Linked DNA regions of Homo sapiens: region 1 is linked to region 2. Evidence: chromatin loops called from intact Hi-C (ENCODE). Cell type or tissue: Calu3. All regions are shown on one strand. Each heading gives the region's core, and the rest is flanking DNA. Links, peaks and the distances in the headings are about the cores only. Region 1 has its middle 140 kb from the start of MYRIP. Region 2 has its middle 7.5 kb from the start of EIF1B.

What was found. Hi-C counts contacts between places; a loop is a spot of excess contacts. Peaks named below come from ENCODE experiments on the same cell type or tissue, not always from the same donor. Only the 100,000 strongest peaks of a DNase experiment are listed, where the experiment ranks them.
Region 1: a loop joins it to region 2, with 18 times the contacts of the local background. A loop is called at or near these places in 5 of 110 quality-filtered maps.

What each region holds. Positions count from the first base shown.
Region 1 is chr3:39,667,092-39,670,016 of GRCh38, reverse strand. No RefSeq gene overlaps it. Among named protein-coding and RNA genes, the nearest start is that of MYRIP, 140 kb to the left of the region's middle. In Calu3, for the core only: a CTCF peak has its summit at 1,403 (motif pointing left); no DNase peak of the experiment used is centred there.
Region 2 is chr3:40,315,761-40,318,685 of GRCh38, reverse strand. No RefSeq gene overlaps it. Among named protein-coding and RNA genes, the nearest start is that of EIF1B, 7.5 kb to the right of the region's middle. In Calu3, for the core only: a CTCF peak has its summit at 1,454 (motif pointing right); a DNase peak (open chromatin) is centred at 1,435.

The DNA.
Region 1 (2,925 bases), core at 124-2,623, 650 kb after region 2:
TTTCAAGAGTAGGTCATAAAAAGCCTTGTAGCTTCTGAGTTGGCTTCTTGGAACACTGGTTCTTAGAGCCTGAGCCTCCATCTAAGAAGCCCTACTACCCTGCTAGAGATCATATAAAGAGGCCCTGAAACAACATGGAGAAAAAGAATGGCCCAATGGAGCTGAGCATTTCAGATGTCCCCAGCAAGTCACCATTCTTGAGTGAGGCTGTCTTAGACCCTCAAAACAAGCTCAGCCACCAGCTGAAGACCACCAAGTGACTTTAGTTGATATCACATAGAAAAGAAGAATTTCTGAGCTTAACTCTGACAAAATTTTTGATCCACAGATAAATGTGCCAAAATAAAGGTAATGTTGTTTTAAACCATTAAGTTTTGGGATAGTATGTTACACAACAATAGATAACTGGAATACTGGGACATCTCTTGATGTTTCCATTATTATCTGGTGATAGTAGCAAATGGACAGTTGTGAAAAAGCACAGTCTAAGTGTCACAACCATGATCTGACAATAGAAAAACAGCTAAGGGTTGAGACTCTTCTGAGATAAAAGTTGAAATAACCCCATCAGACAAGCAACTGAGATCACTCCAAATGCTGTCTGCTAGGAAAGTCTAAACTGAGTGGTAGAGGAGGGGAGTGATGAATAATATAAATCATGACGTCTGGACCACTTGCCACAACAGAAGTGATAACTTGTTTCACTAACCCTCTTGCCTTAAATCTTTCCAGAGATTCCGACTCGCTTCAATCTCAAGGGGACTCTCTGAAGTTTGGACTTCTACTTCCCCTCAAAGGAAGGCAGTGTGGACACCTTTTTCCTCTTGTATTTAAGGGTGGCCAGATATAATGGGAGATTACCAAATATCTGAGAAGGATAAACTATATCAGATGCTTCCTATGTACCACTTCAGAATCCCTTGGCCTCATCTGTCTTCAGGGGAATTAGCCACTTGTTCCAGTTCCTGTTGCCTCTGTAGACATCAACTTTAGGTGGACTTTTAAAACTTCTTGCAGGCAAAAGTCAAGCCACAAAGTCCTAGCTTATGCCCACACTATCACTTGCTGCTTCCTGCCCCAAAACTTTCGTGTTGACACTAAAGCATGAAACATCACAGGCCATGCTCAGTACCAACACATGCCAATTCAAAAGTGCAGAAAATTTATGGCCACTGAGACAAATCTTGGACCGGTGGGAGATAGGAGCCAGTGCATAAATAATTTTTCCTTCATTCTCCAGATACACTATCCTAAAATAGCTTTTATATGGATTATCACAATAAAGGCACATGAGGATGAATAATTTGTCATGTTTAGTGCCAAGCAACGGCCAATTCGGTGATGCTTTATTGTATCATCTCTCTTTTCTTGCCTCACTATGCTTTACGTTCACTACTGCCCCCTGGTGTACTGAAGAAAGAGAACACAAACGTCTGCCTCAGACTGTGCTTTCCAGAAACCCAGGCTAAGACGAGTAAAGAATATATTAACATACTATGTCAAATGGATACACAAAAAATTTTGAGTTAAAACTACAGGTGATGTCAACATGGCAGATCAAAGAATAGACAAGAAGAAAGTGAGAAGGCTGAGGTTTCATCTGGTTCAGATGGGAGATTTGGTATTGATAATCCTCAAAAACTGGTAGAAAAAAACCATGAATATGGGTCTTAATAAATTATAGTAAACCTTAAGAATAATTAAAAATTATATACCTACTTCCCAGAAGAAAGTAATATCTAGCCAATGTAAATGAGGGGAAATTTAAAATTACACTGAAATAAAGTGTAGTAAATTTTTTCAAGAAGTGATTATGTTTATCTTTATGCATGGTCAGGGCTTTCTGGGAAATTTTTACTAAGACCTGGGTTAAAACCTTGGAGTTTAAATGATCATTAAGTGGAGATTTACAACCTGGGAGGTATGTGTTATATTTCAGAAAGGCAATGAAACTCAGGAGCATGAAGATATCACAGGGGTTGTAATTCAGAGATACTTGTCTTATCTTCCCCCTGAAAACATTTACTTACCTTCCAAATAGTAAAAACTCTTTGGATACATTTTCTTTTCCTCCCAACTTTGGAGGATGCTTTCCTTTATTTACATTTGAGATCAATTCCTTCTCAGAGAGAAGAGGGAAAAGCTGTCTCTCTCCTATATAAACCCAAGATTTATATTTTGTGGGTTCTTTACTTATATACAGATCCCAGTATGTAGAGAATGACATCTAACTCTTACCACATCACCCTGAGGGGAAGAATCTGGGAAAAAATGAAATTGAGGTGGTTACAGCTGTGAATAAGTAATAACCTGTCTTTGCTAGAGAAAGCACATATCTCCCTGTCAGGATAATATAAATACATATAAAATATTGAAAACTTATCAATAACATGTATAAATTAAGATAGCAACAATAAGTTCTAATATAACAGCGTAGTAACAATAATTATAATACATATAAAAGGTGAAACCTAATAGTCACCTAAGTATAATTTAATGTAAATAAAACACAGTTTTGCTACATATTTTTCTTTTTCTTTCTTTCTTATTATTTTTTTTTGAGATGGAGTCTTGCTCTGTCGCCCAGGTTGGAGTGCAGTGGCACGATATCCGTTCACTGCAACCTCCAGCTCCCTGGTTCAAGCGATTCTCTTCCCTCAGCCTCCGGAGCAGCTGGGATTTCAGGCACCCGCCACCACGCCCAGCTAATTTTTGTATTTTTAGTAGAGATGTGGTTTCACCATGTTGGCCAGGATGGTCTCGATTTCCTGACCTCAAGATCCACCCGCCTTGGCCTCCCAAAGTGCTGGGATTACAGGTGTGAGCCACCGCGGCCATGCTATATATTTTTCTATGACACATACCATAATGGCATTTGCTTTTAATGGACATTTGAGTTGTTAAAACAATTCTGCTATTATAAAG
Region 2 (2,925 bases), core at 191-2,690:
CAGTGGTATTTTATGGAGAAGAGGAGATGGTACCCAGGACACAAATGGAGGGGTTTGTTTTGATGGGTGGAGCAAGTGTACTTCATGCCTTGTATGGGAAAGAAGACAGAGTATGCAACATTGCCTCCAAAGGGTAGATTTGGAGGTGGAAAAATGAAGACGGTCAAATATCTCAATGACGGATAAGACCAAGCCTTCACCTTGCTTAGTGGAGGATGGAGGGGGGACTGGTAAAGGGAAAGGAAGAAAGAAAAGCCATCTTCCCTACCCCACCCCCCCACCCCCCAGCTATCTCCAGGTGTTATGTGCTGTTGTGGAGCAGATAGTTAGGTTGAACAAGGATTGGATTGGGGTTTTGTCAAATGAATTAAAAAAAAAAAAAAGGAGAAAGGATCAAGGGGAGATGATATTTGCAAGGGGTGTGATTGTGATGGTAAGCCAGGGAATCTATGCCGGGTCATGATGTCTGTGAAAAGAATTATATGAGCTGATGCATGTAGAATTCTCAGAGCAGGACCTACAATATAAGTGTTGAAAAGGAATTAGCTATTTTTATTATTAATGTAAGAGAAGTGAGAAAATGAGGGGCAATGCTTGATAAAAATGTAAAAAGGCCCAAAGGATCTGTTGTTAAAGAGATAGTTTCCTAAGTTATACCTCTTAACACCTCTTGTGGGGATCTCTAACCAGAGGCCCATCTGGTGATGCTGCTGTTGATTCCTGTGGGACCAAATCCCTAGAGCACCATTTCCAGGTTACTACTGAGCTCTCATTAGCCCTCCCCTACCTGTGCAGGTGAGATCTGCCAGATGCTCTGCAAGTGAGTACGTTCCTAATGATTAGTTTTCCAAATGAGTCCTGTTCTGGGTTCTTCAGGTCTACTGGAATGGCATTAAGGAGTTTTAAGGAATCCTGTCGCTGCTTTTCCCAGACTAAAGCCTTTAGGCAACCTCATAAGTGAAAGGCACATTAACTTCTGTATTGGCCTAAGACAGTGGTTTAGATTGAGAGCACTGAATATTTAGGGTGTGTGTATGCAAATTCCAGACTGTGTTTCTCAACAAGCGACAATTTAGGAGTCTTGATTGTTTTCTAGCTTAATCATTCATTCCCTGGAGGCTGTAAACAGAAGTCTCTGTTTACATTTAAATTAAATTCCTTCTAACAGCACCGTGGTAGATAGTAGCTGAGGTGCTTTATATATCCCCAGGGCAAGACCATGAAAACATTGTTGTCTCTCCCAGGTAAAGAAAAATGGCAATTGATTTATATGAATTGTAATAATAAATGTTTGGCTAGATTAATTTCTGGATCACATTTGAGTGATGACAAAATCAAACCTGTCAGCTGGTGCTTTAATGATGACTGCAACTTAAACCTTTATAATGCATGTAAACTGCTAGGAGCCTTCCAGTTGTTTAAGTGGCCACAAGGGGGTGATAAAGGACTGCATACTTACAGAAATCCGTCCCCCTTCAATTTCTTCTGTAATAGCATCATTCACTGGGTACCCTATATTTCGTTTCGACATACTTCATCTACCAAGTGGGCTGTTACTGGTTCCCATTCAGTGTGTCTGGCCACTCATTTACTATTCTTCCTGATGCTAGTATTGGGCTAAGCTTTTCTGCGTTTTTTAACAAGTCAATGGCAGTGATGCACTAAGAGTGGATGTTTATGGGGGTGGGCCTTTTCTTTTTCTTTTTTCTTTTTTTTTTTAACTTTAATTTTGAGACACAGTCTTGCTCTGTCGCCCAGGCTGGGTACAGTGATGTGATCTCGGCTCACTACAACCTCCGCCTCCCTGGTTTAACTGATTCGCTTGCCCCAGCTTCCTGAGTGTGCCACCACACCTGGCTAATTTTTGTATTTTTAATAGAGATGGTGTTTCACCATGGTGGCCAGGCTGGTCTGGAACTCCTGACCTCAGATGATCCACCTGCTTCAGCTTCCCAAAATGCTGGGATTACAGGTGTGAGCCACCGCGCCCAGGTTGGCCTTTTCTTACTTCAAGGAATTATACCTTCTACCAAATCCTTGTCTGGTGATGTCTTCCCCACAAAATTTAGGCTGACATGGATAACCTAGAAAAGAGGATTTAAAATACTCACAATACAAGGAAATGATAAATGTCTGAAGTGATGGATATGCTAATCGCCCTGATTTGATTTTATATTGTGTACATGTATCGCAATATCACTTTGTATCCCACAAACATGTATATTACATGTCAACTAAAATTAAAAGGGAAAAATAAATTTAAAAATAAAAACGCCAGGTGCGGTGACTCACGCTTGTAATCCCAGTACTTTGGGAGGCAGAGGTGGGCGGATCACCTGAGGCTGGGATTCGAGACCAGCCTGACCAACATGGAGAAACCCCGTTTCTACTAAAAATACAAAATTAGCCGGGCGTGGTGGTGCATGCCTGTAATCCCAGCTACACGGGAGGCTGAGGCAGGAGAATCACTTGAACCCAGGAGGTGGAGGTTGTGGTGGGCTGAGATCATGCCATTGCACTCCAGCCTGGGCAACAAGAGTGAAACTCCATCTCAAAAATAAACAAATGAATAAATAAATAAACATTTTTAAAAAGTTCTCTCTCTACTTTCCAGACAGTATGTTGTTCCTTGCCAGTGGACTCGGGATGTGGGGTCTGGGGTCTGGCACCCTGGTAAGAATGGGTAAAGGACACATGGAGACAAACTCTGGGGTTAAAGCTAGCCTCCTTCTGGACCATTCTATAGACCTCAGGCCTTCAAAACCCTCTAGACTAGAACAGGGAGCTGCAGTTGAAGCCTGAGCATGAGGCCTGAGATCAATTAGATTCCCTGTGGGGGCTTTAAGCTTCTTTTGTGCCTTGAACGAATGGTGCCTATCTATATGTCATTGCTTTTTGCATGAAAAATGTCTGTAGGCTGTTCAC